2 separate regions of the Homo sapiens genome follow, and region 2 is linked to region 1. A link is a contact called in ENCODE Hi-C or POLR2A ChIA-PET data. All regions are on one chromosome and are shown on one strand. The core of a region is the stretch at or near the end of the contact, and the rest is flanking DNA. Distances in the headings are between cores, read along the strand shown. Region 1 holds the start of SP140L (SP140 nuclear body protein like). Region 2 holds the start of NCL (nucleolin).

Evidence for each region. Hi-C counts contacts between places; a loop is a spot of excess contacts on that map. ChIA-PET counts read pairs that join two places held with the same protein, here RNA polymerase II (POLR2A). Pooled maps may share reads with other maps.
Region 2: a loop to region 1 is called in a pooled map, with 5 times the contacts of the local background. The contact joins the promoter of NCL here to the promoter of SP140L in region 1. A Hi-C loop is called at or near these places in 1 of 50 pooled maps. POLR2A ChIA-PET finds 5 or more read pairs at or near these places in 2 of 52 experiments (T-cell and activated naive CD8-positive, alpha-beta T cell).

The regions. Positions count from the first base shown.
Region 1 is chr2:230,324,153-230,330,887 of GRCh38, forward strand. SP140L (SP140 nuclear body protein like) reads left to right here and starts at 3,041. Exons shown (of 19, transcript NM_138402.6): 1 at 3,041-3,149; 2 at 4,605-4,679. The coding sequence starts at 3,118. RefSeq lists an enhancer at 2,715-3,184.
Region 2 is chr2:231,460,254-231,466,988 of GRCh38, forward strand. It overlaps NCL (nucleolin), which reads right to left and starts at 4,231. Exons shown (of 14, transcript NM_005381.3): 1 at 4,083-4,231; 2 at 2,947-3,063; 3 at 1,287-1,764; 4 at 416-613; 5 at 225-311; 6 at 1-40. The coding sequence starts at 4,100. It overlaps SNORD82 (small nucleolar RNA, C/D box 82), which reads right to left and starts at 189; the gene lies at 115-189. RefSeq lists enhancers at 3,299-3,970, 3,876-3,925, 3,971-4,640, 3,986-4,175, 4,686-4,785 and silencers at 3,490-3,859, 4,206-4,555.

The DNA.
Region 1 (6,735 bases), core at 1,791-4,290:
CAGTTGCAAGGAACTATGATCCCAGCCTCTACCCATCTGGGGCACAGATAGAAGAGAACCTGAGAAGAGAGATGTGTACCCATGTGCTTGAAATCTTTAAGATATAGGCAAAATGAAGAAACAGATGGGGATCAAAATACCAGCTTTATTCCTGATAAGAACTGGATTAGGAATGTGGCTTAGACATGTGGCAGTAAAGGGACCCCTAACACTAAACCCCAGAACTGGCTTATCCCCATGGCATCGAACCCTCCCTCATGCCATGCAGGCCCCTGTCCTTGTGCACTTGAGCTTGGAGGGGCCAACAGAGTCTTGGTCTCTGCAGGCAGGATGACTCCAGGGACACCCAGCAAGGAGCAGGCTCACTCCCACTCCTAGAGAAGAGTCCCCTAGAAGAGAAGAGTCCCCTAGAAGATGGGTGGGGACCAAGCCTTGATTGATTGATGTTCCACCTCCTAGAAGGAGACAGTTTGGCAGGACTGGCTGCTCCCACTAAAGATCCCAGGCGCCTACTCTTCACTCGTCACTTCTACGTCCCTTGGAGGCTGGCCAGGTTCTCTATTCTCATGCCCCAGTGGCACTGTTGCTGCAGCTGCCTCCTGCCCTGAAACTCTCTGGTCCATAACGCCAATGACCTCATCTCAGGGATAGACCTCTGGGTTCCCACATGGGGGTCCCAGGTTCAAGAATCACAGCCCCTCCCCACCCCTCGCCACTGAAGTCTGAACTGAAGCTGCTTTTGGTGAAGCTCACGAAGGCCCATCACCTGGATGGGTGCCCTGCCTGTGGTTCTTCCTCAATCACTGCCTCTCCTGCTTCTGAGTTTTCCAGGCTCCAGTAACTGGAACTACTTCTGTGACAGCAAAAACATTCCCTGTTGCCTGTACTCCTTGCAGCCATAGAAAATGCTCCAGGAGTTCCATTATTTCCTTCTAAACAATCCAGCAGGATTTTTAGAACTTCATACTACTTCTTAATTTGGTCCTGTCCCTTTCCCAACCCAGGTGTGTCTGATGTATTCCAGATCAAAGAAACTTTGCTTTTCCCACAGAAGCCTAGAGATTCTCCATTAACTGGCATTGCTTTTGCAGAGTGTGGTGTGTGCTCAGCTTTTTCCAACCCTGTCTGACAAGAACATCTCCTTCCCTGCTGTCAGGAGCTGCCCTAGCAAGGGCATGTCCACCTGTAAAGGTCAACACTTGCAGATTTCCAGCCAGCTCATTGGTCTGGAATTCCAGCCCCTAAGCACACCCAGAGAAAAGCTGGTACATATGTCAGTGCCACTCAGTGGCCTGGGCCTGCTTGCTGCCCAAGAGCAGTGAGAGGGGTGAGTGCAGACGCCAGAGCCGACTGGTGTGGTCCGCGCCAGGCCTTGTCAGTGCTGCTGTGCTCCATGGAGACTGGGATCAGAGGACAACTGTGCCCAACAGATGCTCAGCTTACCAGCCACTGTGCCTCCATAAAACTGGGGAGTCATGGGGGAGCGAGCAAGAGAAAGAGAGAGAGAGACCTACAGGTGTGCAGTACCTGATAGAAACAGTGACCTCGCCCACTGGAAAAGCTGTCCTCACCAGTGTCTTGGCACCTGCTTATTAACTCATTTTGGGGAAAGCAGGGCACCAGTAGAATCAGGGTAGAAACCCCCCACCCTCGTATTTTCAAATGTACCTGAACAAGCATTCACAGCTTCCAACTATTGTGCAATAAACAGCAAAAAAAAAAAAAGTCCTTGAACCAAAATTGTCCTTAGCTGCTCTGCCCTCTAAGATGGGGCATAGTTTACATGGGAGTTGGGGGAGGACTCCATGTTTGCCCCTTCCCCTTGCTGAGATGGCTGGGGGTGGGGGCTGGAAAAAGTTGGATTCAGCAGAATGTAATTTGGAAAACATGGCTCTGGAGCACCATCCCCTCTGGCCCCTGAATCCTCACCAGCTTCCACCCTCTGCTCACCTTGGGCCCTGGATTCCAGCGCCCCCAGGCTCCCAGCTGCCTCCCTGTCTCTGCCCCATGGTCCAGCCTGGAGTTCTGGTCCCTGGTTGTGTCCTGTGGCCCCATTCTCATGCGCCCTTTGCTTCTATTTCTTTACCTATGACTTTATACTGATGTAAAGCGAGTCTTCTCGGTCGCTTCTTGTTCTCTGAGGAATGTTGAATCAGAATCTAAATGGAAAATCTGGGAAGAGATAGAACCTCCCGCGGGAGCCACCCTGCCCTTCCATGTCTAGATCATCTGGGTTCCAACCTCCATCCTCCTCCAATGAGAAGCTTTTGTTCTCTCAAGATTCCAGTGACTTCTCCGAAGCTCTCTTCATCCCTGGCTGTTCCAAGGTGGCCCCATAGTCAAGATTCCTTAAACCCTTGCCCCTTAAAATGTTTGCCTTTCTTACCATGCTGGCTCCAGCCTCTGGTCCCAGGGGTGTGGAGAGTTCTCTCTTACTTCTGGCTGATTTCCAGGAAGGCTAAGAACACTCTCCCCAGGTTATAATGCTGAGCATTTTGGTTCTCTCCAGCCCTGGGTCCCCATGTCAGGACCTACCTTAGTCCAGTCCATGCTCTCCCATGGGCCTGAGAGAAGATTTGAAGTTTCTGGCTTTCCCTCCAACCCTCCAACTCTCACCCCCAGCCATTTCAGCAAGGGGAAGGGGCAAACATGGAGTTTTCCCCCCAACTCCCATGTAAACTATGCCCCCTCTTAAGAGGGCAGAGCAGCTAAGGACTATTTTGGTTCAAGGACATTTTTTTTTTTTTTGCTGTCCATTGCACAAGCAAGTGGACTCCCGGAAGCCAGCCCTGCTCGTCCTCTGGGCCCTCCTTTCCCTGGTCCTGCAGGTCTTGCTGCTTGTCAGGCCTCTCCTCCAACCGTCTGCCACATTTCAGAAAAGCTGAGAACCCCTTGGAGTGAAAAAGGAGGAGAAACACGGTGTCTGTATCCCAGCAGGAAGTTAAATAAATACTTTCACTTTTCTTTTCCCCATTTGGGCAGAAATCTGTGAGGGTGAGTCAGTCTGTCGGCCGACTTCCTGCTCCGGGTCAGGGCAGCCACACTGCACGCAGGCTGGGCCGACTGGGGAGCTCATAGGCCAGGCTCTGACACCCAGGCAGGGCCTAGGGTGGGACGATGGCAGGTGGGGGCAGCGACCTGAGCACCAGGTGAGTCTTTATCTCTCTTCCTTTCACCTTTATCTCTGGCAGTATTGGAGCTTTCATGCCTGTAGTTCAGTTTCTGTCTAAAGCTTCAGTTTAGTCCTGCTTTGCAAGAACATAGGTAGGTAGTGTAATATAATGGAATAAAAGAGAATGTAATAAGGAAATCAGATTTTTACAACTGCAGCAGGACAGCTGTTTGTGTGAGTCCAGCTTGCCATAACACAGATGACTTTTCTTGTTTTGAAACTACTGCTCAGCTGGCGGGGACACTCTGAACAGTCGTTTCAGTCATTTGTGACTGAGAGTTATTATTTCCTCATGAGAATGAGGAACACAAATTATATGTTTGTGTTTCAACAAACATTTCCTCATGATCTCCCAACCCTTTCACATCCCTCTGCCCTCTCTACCTTCACATATGTCATGTCAAAGAAGGTAGTTTGGAAATAGACACTCCAGGGTAAACAGCTGGCTTACTTTTAAACATTGGAAACTGTGGTTTCACCTGTCTTGGCAAGGGGCCTCAGTCAGCTTTGGGGCTATTTCCTTGACTGACTCAGGGTGTGAGTTCTGATACAATTGACCTTGATCCAAAGAAGGAAAAAGAAGAAAAAGGCCCAGGATGGCAGAAAGCTAAATATTTTTATTTTTACTTCAATTTCCTGTCCCAAGATGGGGGATGCCTCTGACCAGAAAAGAGATGGAAATCCTATCTTTTCTCTAGTAACGAGTTTATAAATAACATTACGTAATCTTTTTATTTTATTTCATTTTTTTGAGACAGGGTCTCACTCTGTCAACCAGGCTGGAGTGCAGTGGCACAATCCCGGCTCACTGCAACCTCTGTCTCCTGGGTTCAAGCGATTTTAATCTTTTAAATTTTTTAATACAAAAGAAATACATTACATTCTTACTCATAAAATTTCAAACAGTGGAGAAGTGTATAAACGAAAAAGTCTTCTTCACCACTCACTTCGCCTTGTAGCTTCCTTTCACAGTCTTGTGAAGAGTCTTCGGCATAACTTTTCTCATATTTTTCGATGCATTTACGTGTATGAAGTATGTTTTTGTAAACATATAATTTGTGTTCTCGTTTTGTAATAAATGGAATTACATTGTGCGTGCTATTCTGCATTTTGCATTTCTACTCATTTTAATGGTGGAAATCTTAGAGATCTTTTCACCTTAATGCATATAGATCTACCTCACTCTTTTTACATATACTATTCCATAGAATTTACATAGCATAATTTTTTAACCATTCTCCAATTGAAGGACATTTAGATTGTTTTAAATTGTTCACGTTTATCAATAAGCTATAATAATGATTATATATTTCTCTTTTTTTTGCACATATGCAAGTATTTCTCTTGTGCCTAAACCTTAAAAAGTGGAATTGTTGAAGCAAAGGGTGCTGTTATTTACTTGTTTATAGATCCTGCCAAATTGTCTTTTTAGGGGGCTGAACGGAGGTGTTTCACAAGTAGCAAATGAGATGAACCATCTTCCTGCACACAGCCAAAGTCTGCAAAGGTGATGAAGAATTACAATTTGTTTTAATTTGTATTTTCCTGATAATGTGGAAAGCTGAACAGCTTTTCATGTTTCTTGGCCACTGAAATTTCCTCTTCCATAATTTTTTTGTTTATTTTTTGCCAATGTGATTCAGTTGAGGTGTTTGTCTTTTTTTCATGATATGGGAGAGTTCACTAAATATTCTGCAAAGTATAAATATACTTTTCTTGTCCCTTACATTTGTATATGGTGACTTTTATCTTATTAACAGCTTAAAATTTCATGTATAAACATCTTACGACATAGATTTTATAAGACAGATGCACCCTCATTATAAATAGTGATGCAGAGAGTTGCTGAGGCACTCTGTGAGCACGGCCAGTTTTTAAAGTCGTTCTTCTGTTAAGGTGGCAGATTTGATTCTGCCTTTGTTCCAGGAAAAGTTCCTTCTCTAAAATCTCTGACATTTTCTTTTTCAATTTTTAGGCAAAATTATTCTTACATTGGAGCAACTTCAGCCTTCACAGCTTTTATCTTCCCCGTGGTCCTTTCATCTTTTCAGTTTTTTACTTTGAGTTCACAATAGTTGTCTCAAACTTTTCCTCCATGACAATTATCTAGTGATATGGTTTGGCTCTGTGTCTCCACCCAAATCTCATCTTGAATTGTAATCAGAATTGTAATTTCCAGGTGTTGAGAGAGGGACCTGGTGGGAGGTGATTGGATCATGGGGGCAGCTTCTCCCATGCTATTCTCATGACAGTGAGTGAATTCTCCCAAGATCTGATGGTTTTGTAAATGATAGCTTCCCTTGTGCTCTCTCTCTTGCCATCTTGTGAAGAAGACACTTGCTTCTCCTTCACCTTCTGCCATGATTTTAAGTTTCCTGAGGCCTCCCCAGCCATGCAGAACTGTGTGCCAATTAAACCTCTTTCGTTTATAAATTACCCAGTCTGGGGTATTCCTTTATAGCAGTGTCAAAACAGATTAATACATCTAGCTTTCAGTAGATTTCTTGTTTCTTGTAATTTCCAATTTAAAAAAATTGATCGTGTTTATTTTTGAGGAGGGATCTTAATTTGTTTCTATAGCTCTGCAAGCTCCCCTGTATTCCACATTTTGTTCATTTCTCGTTCAATCTTCATGGTTTTTCTTTTTTAGGTTTTTGTGCAATGTTAAGAACTTTGGGATATTATTATCGTCTCTGAGATATTCTTCCAGACTGATTCTATCTGATCTTGTGTTCCATGTGCCTGCTGTGGCTTTACAACCCATCTGGGCAGGCTCGACCAGGGCAGCTCACCCTAAATATCCCATTTGCTCTGTTGTAATCTGGGAGAGTCATGGTTTTTTTCAAGGTTCCTATTTTATCTGAGAGAGACCAAATTGTTTTTCATCTGAGCTACAGTTTGAAGACTCTGTTTTTATTCTTATCAATTTTTCTGAGGACACCATTAATTATCTTACCCTTTTCCCCACTTATTGTGAACCAGGTGGCCATAGAGGCAGGGTGTGTTTCTGTGTTCTCTCTTCTCTGCCCCTGGCCTGTAAGAGCCTCTTCTTATGCCAGTACCACACTGCCGTAGCGATGGAGGCTTTCCAGGAACTCTTGACATCTGACGAGGCAAAATCTCTTCCTCTTCCTCCAAAATGTCTTAAACTTTGGGTTCCCAAATTAGCCTGTCAAAATCTTGGCATTTTGTGTGAAATTGCACTGACTCTATAGATCAATTTGAAGAGAGCCGACATATTTACAATATTATGCCTTCCATTCTCATGAATATGGCTCACGTATATGATTAGTTTAGAAATGTTTTCTATTAAAATGTATTTTTCTCTCTGAAGGTCTTGTACTTCTGCTAGATTTCTTCATAGATATTTGATATCTTTATGCTATTATTAACTATAGTAGTCCTTCTTTATCCACGGTTTCACTTTCTGAGGTTTCATTTAGTCATAGTCAACCATGGTCCAAAAACATTAAATGGAAAATTCCAGAAATAAACAATTCATGAGTTTTAAGTTACTTGCTGTTCTGAGTAGTGTGATGAAATCTCACGCTGTCCCTCTCCAT
Region 2 (6,735 bases), core at 2,981-5,480, 1.1 Mb after region 1:
TTTCCAACAAAGAGATTGAAAGCCGTAGTCGGTTCTGTGCCTGCACAAAAAAAGCTCAACTCAGTCTACTTGTAGTGTGGTAAAAAGTTAGTTTCCAAAGCAAAATTTCTATACACAGCACATCAGCACACTACAATGTAACATCAGGTTTCAGTATTAAGTCCCTTTGTTATTCATCATTTGTGCTGTTTATCTCCCCCATATCCCCTAATTCTGCAAGTTACCTTCCACTTTCTGTTTCTTGGCTTCAGGAGCTGCTTTCTGTTTGGCCATTTCCTTCTTTCGTTTTCCAGGTGCTTCTTTGACAGGCTCTGGACAAGATGTCAAACAATGTATCACACATCAGTAGCCACAAACACTTAAGTGCCTCCTTTAAACATAACTCATGTCGTATGTCAGAATCTAATTTAAGTACCTTCCTCCTCCTCTTCTTCCTCCTCCTCATCATCTTCATCATCATCATCTTCATCATCTTCGTCGTCGTCGTCATCCTCGTCCTCATCATCCTCTTCTTCATCTTCATCCTCAGCCACGTTCTTGGCTTTCACAGGAACAACTTTTGCAGCTTTCTTTCCTTTGGCTGGTGTAGTCTCCATAGCTTCTTCTTCAGAGTCTGAAAGAGAAGTCACCTAAAAATTGCAGCAATCTCCCAAAACCAACATCGGTTTTCAAATCTAATGTAAAGAAAATGCAATCCTGTCACCATGTTTAGTTAACAGTCATGGCAAGAATAGATCACTTGGGGCCGGGCGCAGTGGCTCACGCCTGTAATCCTAGCACTTTGGGAGACCAAGGTGGGTGGATCACCTGAGGTCAAAAGTTCGAGACCAGCCTGGCCAACATGGTGAAATGTCGTCTCTACTAAAAATACAAAAATTAGTAGGGTGTGGTGGTGGGCACCTGTAATCCCAGCTACTCGGGAGGCTGAGGCAGAACTGCTTGAACCCAGGAGATGGAGGCTGCAGTGAGCCGAGATAGCGCGCCATTGCACTCCAGCCTGGGAAACAGCAAAAGCTCCATCTCAAAAAAATTTAAAAAAAAAAAAAATCACTTAGAAACAAAATCCTACATTATAAAAAACACTAATAGAATGTGCTATTGAAATTTTCTCAAGAGGCACAAAAATCATTCATGGGTAATTAAGTCTAGCACACCACAACAACCCAGAGAATTCCCACAAGGATTCTAATCTCATCTCCAGGTTGTCGTGGAAGGAATATGTTGATCCCAGAATCTCAAGATACCTTGTAATCAGAAGCCCAGTAACTACCAAGACAACTCCTTACCATCTTCCTCATCGTCATCGTCATCCTCATCATCTTCGTCATCCTCATCGTCCTCATCCTCTGAGGCAGGGGCAGCAGCTGCTGCTTTCATCGCTGCTGGTTCAATTTCATCTTCATCCTCATCCTCGTCCTCGTCATCCTCCTCATCCTCCTCACTGTCATCATCCTCCTCTTCATCACTGTCTTCCTTCTTGGCATTCTTGCCATTCTTTGCCCCCTTGGCTGGGATGGCAGCACCCTTCTTACCAGGAGTTGCTACCAATGCTTTGCCTGGTGTGGCTCCCTTCTTGCCAGGTGTGGTAACTGCTTTGGCTGGTGTAACTGTCTTCTTGGCAGGTGTTGCTGCTGCCTTTTTGCCTGGAGTGACAGCTGCTTTCTTGGCTGGTGTGGCAACTGCAACCTTTTTTGTTGGGGAAACGACCACCTTCTTTGCTGAGGTTGCAGCAGCCTTCTTGCCTTTCTTCTGAGGTATGACGACCTTGAGAATAAATGAAAACCAAACCAGTAAGTCCAGCCCCACACCCAAAAAGATAACCATGGTCCCAATGAGATGTTAGACTCTGGCAATGCCTCTGGTTCAAGACCACATGCACTAGACACATTAGCATGTTAAACTCCAGGCTTCTGTTATGTTGTCTTAAGTCAGAGCCCCTATCATAAGGTGAATACCCAGACATAAGGAACTCTTTTGAACACTTAAAAATACCTCTGAACCAGACCCTCTGAATTCTTACACCTCATACTTTCCCAAGCCCCAACTTTCTCATCTGAAAATGGTAATAGTATCATCCTTACATGTTTAAGGATCATGAATTGCTATGTGTAAATTATTCAGAACCTTACACATAGGAGGCTCCAAGCATTAACTTATTAAATCATTTGGGGCTCCTACAGTGGGTGGCGGTACCAAGCCCAGTGAAGCTCAATTCTTAGGACCTGAGACAAAAAATGAATAGGCTAAATATAAATATTCCTTACAAAACTATCACACATCAAAGAGTGTGCATGGTAGTTTGATAAAAGTCATCATTTAGCTACATTAAAATCCCGTAGTTTTATCAGGCAATGTGTGGAAGAGTAAAACTTTCATTCAGTTCTCAACGAGAAACCTGAGCACAATTCAGTGCTCAGCTGTCTTTATAGTGAGCAAATAAAAGGCCAGGAGTGCTAAAGAGGGTCAATGGTAACACAAAGAGAGGTGGCAGCCCTCAGTCTACACCAGAGATAACTATAAAACACAGTGAGTAGTATTACAAAGTTTATATATAATGGAATGGAGACCAATTAATTTTAATTGGAGGCTAGGAAAGGAATCTGGTAAGGTTATCCTCAGCTCTGAATACAATGCCCAGCTCTACATGTGGGGGTGAGGCTAACATGTTGAAACTGGAAAAATGTAATGATTTAACACAACAAATCACACTCCAAGCCCTGCAGAGGAACATGTAAAAGAAATTCCCAGATCTCGTCTTACACTCACATTCAAATACTTAGCCAAATGACATCTTGACATGTCAATGAAGAGCTTGTGAAACACTCAACCACTACAATAAGACATACCTGAATAAAATCTTATTTTTGCCACAGATATCCAATTTCATGTCTTAACTCTCCATTTTGTAGTTTTAACATAATTCTGCATTAAGTTGGATAAAATTACCTCTTCTCCACTGCTATCATCTTCTTCATCTTCTGACATTTCCTCATCTTCACTATCTTCTTCTACCTCCTTTGGAGGAGGAGCCATTTTCTTGGGGTCACCTTGATTTTTACCTGCCTAAAATGGACACAAATAGATCATTACACCTCCACCTCGACATTTCAGGCCATTCATATTTTGCCATTAGTGTTCATACGCCATCATCTCCGTCCTCAGATCCATTTCTCATAGTGCCAAACACCACAACTAACATAGAAACTACTCCTGATGGCAATGCAAGAGGGACTACTCTCAACCGCCCACATTTTTCCTCCCAGGCTTTACCAACAGAAAACCTGCCCTAAGGTAAAAAGTCAACCTGAGGAAATGATTTCTCCTCCCGTTACCTTAGTTAAGCACAACCGTGTTTTAATACTACAAATCCCGGTACTTTATTCTACCACCCTCATCTGAATCCAAATTAACGGTGAAGATCATTAAGGCACTTAAAAAAATGACTACCTTGATTTTCTCATGAAGCTTATGCCTTTCCCAGCGAGACAACCCCGCCCCTTAAAGAGGCGGCGCGGCCACGTGGGGGTACCTGGTAGGCCACCACGTGCCCGAAACACAGCGCAAAAGGCACGCGGCAGAGCCACCTTCCGGGGCCCACCACGTGTCGGCTTGCCAGGCCGGGGCGGAGACATCCGAGCGCAGCCGGGACTCCGACTAGGGCCGATACCGCCATTTCCCGGCCCAAGGCACCCGGTCCCTCTGGAGATTCCAGGACCCACGCGGCGCGGCCCACGTGGCAGGCCGCGCTCCCGGGCACGTGCGTCAGGAGTCGAGTCCCAGCTCGTACGCGTCGCAAAAGTTTGGTCTCATCTCTCCACCCCGAGGCCCAGCGCCCCCTCCCCGCGCTCAGTGACTCTGTCTTTCCCGCCGCGTTCGCCGCCCCCAGCACCTGCAGAAGCTCTTCACCTCGCCACCAAGTAGCCAGAAGCCGCGAGACCTCCCCACTAATCGCGCGAGACTTCCCGCAGCATGGCGCCCTAGAACGCGCCCGGGACTGCGCGCAGGCCCTCCTCCCCGCGGCGCCGCGCTCGCCCCTCGGAAAGCAGGCCTACACGTCTGCGCTCGCGCTCAAGGCCGTTTACCTTCGCGAGCTTCACCATGATGGCGGCGGAGTGTGAAGCGGACAAGTGGCGCAGATGAGTCCAGAAGAAGCCAAGCGACGGCGATGGCGGCCGCGGGTGCTGAAGATCCCGGAGCACGTACACCCGAAGGCCAGCGAGAGCTCGAGACTGAGGCGAAAGACTGAGCCTGCCCAGTAATCGCCTGTGGAAAGGCGACGACGGCGCCCTCGTGACTCCGCGCCGACCAACCAAAGCTCGCGGCCGTCCCCATGAGCCAATCGCGAGCCTCTAACCGTGAACGGCGCGGGGCGGGGAGTAGGCGGGCCGAGGCGGCCACGGGAGGGGGAGGGGCTGGCAACGGCGCCGTGGGGGCGGGGCTCGCTTTGTGCAAGGTCCGCGCTGATTGGGCCGTGGGCGCGCGGGTCCCGGCCTGCGTCGTGGGACTGGCGTTTTTGGCGCCGGCTGTGAGGGGAGCGCGGGGGTGGTGGAATCGGGCGGTCTCCGGTTCGCCAATGTGGCTGGGTCCGTAGGCTTGGGCAGCCTTGGAGTTCCTCAGAGACCCCGCGCTCGGTCCCGGCACGCACTCACGCCGCGGCTCCTGGTGGCCCTGGAGCGAGGAGTCCGCCAGCACCGGAAGTTCAGGGACCGCGGAGTTCCCGTTGGCCCTTTTGGAGGCACAGCTTATCCCTGCTTGCCCGCGAGCATGGGGCCGGAGGCACCCCCCGGCTGCAGGCAGTCTCCTGAGAGCTGTTAATAAAGGCAGTCGCGGGTCTGTGCGAGGTTTTCTGTGAGAAATGCACGAACCTCCCCTACCCCACAGAACCTCAAGCGGGAGATATTTCTCGACATGGGGAACGGCCTCGGAGAAGTAACTTTCTGGCCTCACAGGGCAGGGAGAGGGGCCTGGGAGGGCCGACCGCAGAGCCGGGCCTTTGACCGCCCACAGGTTCCCTGGTTATTATTTGGGTCGAATGCGCCAATTAAGGTGGTGGCTGCGAAGTCAGTGTCACCAGATGGCCCGGGAGCAGGTCGAGAGCCACCGGCAGGGTTCCCCGGCGGCAGGGCGAAGGAGGCCGCCAGTGACTTCCACGGTTAGCTTTGTGGGTGGGTCTCACTCGATGCCGGGCTTAGCAAACCAGAGCATTTCCCTCCGTCCAGGGCCTGCCGGGGATCCATCCCATCCATAGGTCCAGCTATGGATCCATCCATACCTCATTGTTCCTACAGAACCAGGATATCTGCAGCTACGGCTGTACTTGTTAAAAATCACCTCAGGCCGGGCGCGGTGGCTCAGATCCGCAATCCCAGCATTTTGGGAGGCCGAGGCGCATGAACCGGGGAGGCGGAGGTTGCAGTGAGCCGAGATCGCCCACTGCACTCCAGCCTGGGCGACAGAGCGAGACTCCGTCTCAGAAAGAAAAGCATTTGTTAAGGCCGGGTGCGATGGCTCATGCCTGTAATCCCAGTACTTTGGGAGGCTGATGCAGGAGGATCGCTTGAGTCCAGGAACTTGAGACCGGCCTGGGTAATATAATGCGACCCTGTCTCCACACAAAAAATAATTAGCGGGCATGGTGGCGCTCGCCTGGAGTCCCAGCTACTCGGGAGGCTGAGGTGAGAGGATCGCTTGAGCCCAGGAGGCGGAGGTTGCAGTGAGCCGAGATCGCGTCATTGAACTCCAGCCTGAGGAACAAGAGCGAAACCCCATCTCAAAAAAAAAAAAAAGAAAGAAAATAAAATTATTTGTTAAATGAATGAAGTATTTAGGTAGAAGCAGCAGCAGGGAGAGCCGGCATGGCTCAAGTGGCGTTGCTTTGGAGTTGGTCTGGGGCAGCAAAATAGCAATATCTAACACTTCATAATGCTGATTCAGTGCCAGGCGCTCTTCCAGCTCTTTACATATTAATTAACTTACTCTTCAAAATAACCTTTCCAAAAAGTTACCACTGTTTTACAGAAACTGGGACATAGAGGTAAATTAACTTGTCCAGGGTCGCATAGCTAGCAGTGGAGGCGTAGGATATAAGTGAAGACACTGCTGTGTCATCCCAGTTTCTTTTTTTTGAGACAGAATCTCACTCTGTCACCCAGGCTGGAGTGCAGTGGCAGGATCATGGCTCACTGCAGCCTTGACATCCCCAGCTATATCAATCCTCCCTCCTCAGCCTCCCAAAGGTGAGCCACCACGTCTGGCCTGTTTGTTTCTAAATGCTTTTTTGTTTTCTTTTGAAAACATGAGTATTTATTGAATTGTAAAGTATACACATAGTGCAAAATTCAAAAGATTCAAACAGATGCACAATAAAAGGTCTCCCTCCCGTTCCTGTCCCCTAGGCCTCCCAGTCTCAAGGCAGTGGCAGTCTCTTGTATATCCTTCCAGATTCAGCCGTACGTGCAAATAGACAAGTATATTTGTTATATTTAATACAAACGCTATCATATACACTGTTCTGAGCTCTTCTTTTGTGTTAACTATATGTATCTTGTAACTCATCCTACATCAGCACATGTAGAGCTGCCTCATTCTTTTTAATAGCTACATGGCATTCCTTGTGTGGAAGGATCACAATTTATCTAGTCACCATTGCTGGATAGTTAGGGTTTTTTGCTATGTTTGGCCATTACAAACTGCTATAGCAAATATTCTCACTTACGTTATTTTACACAAATCATA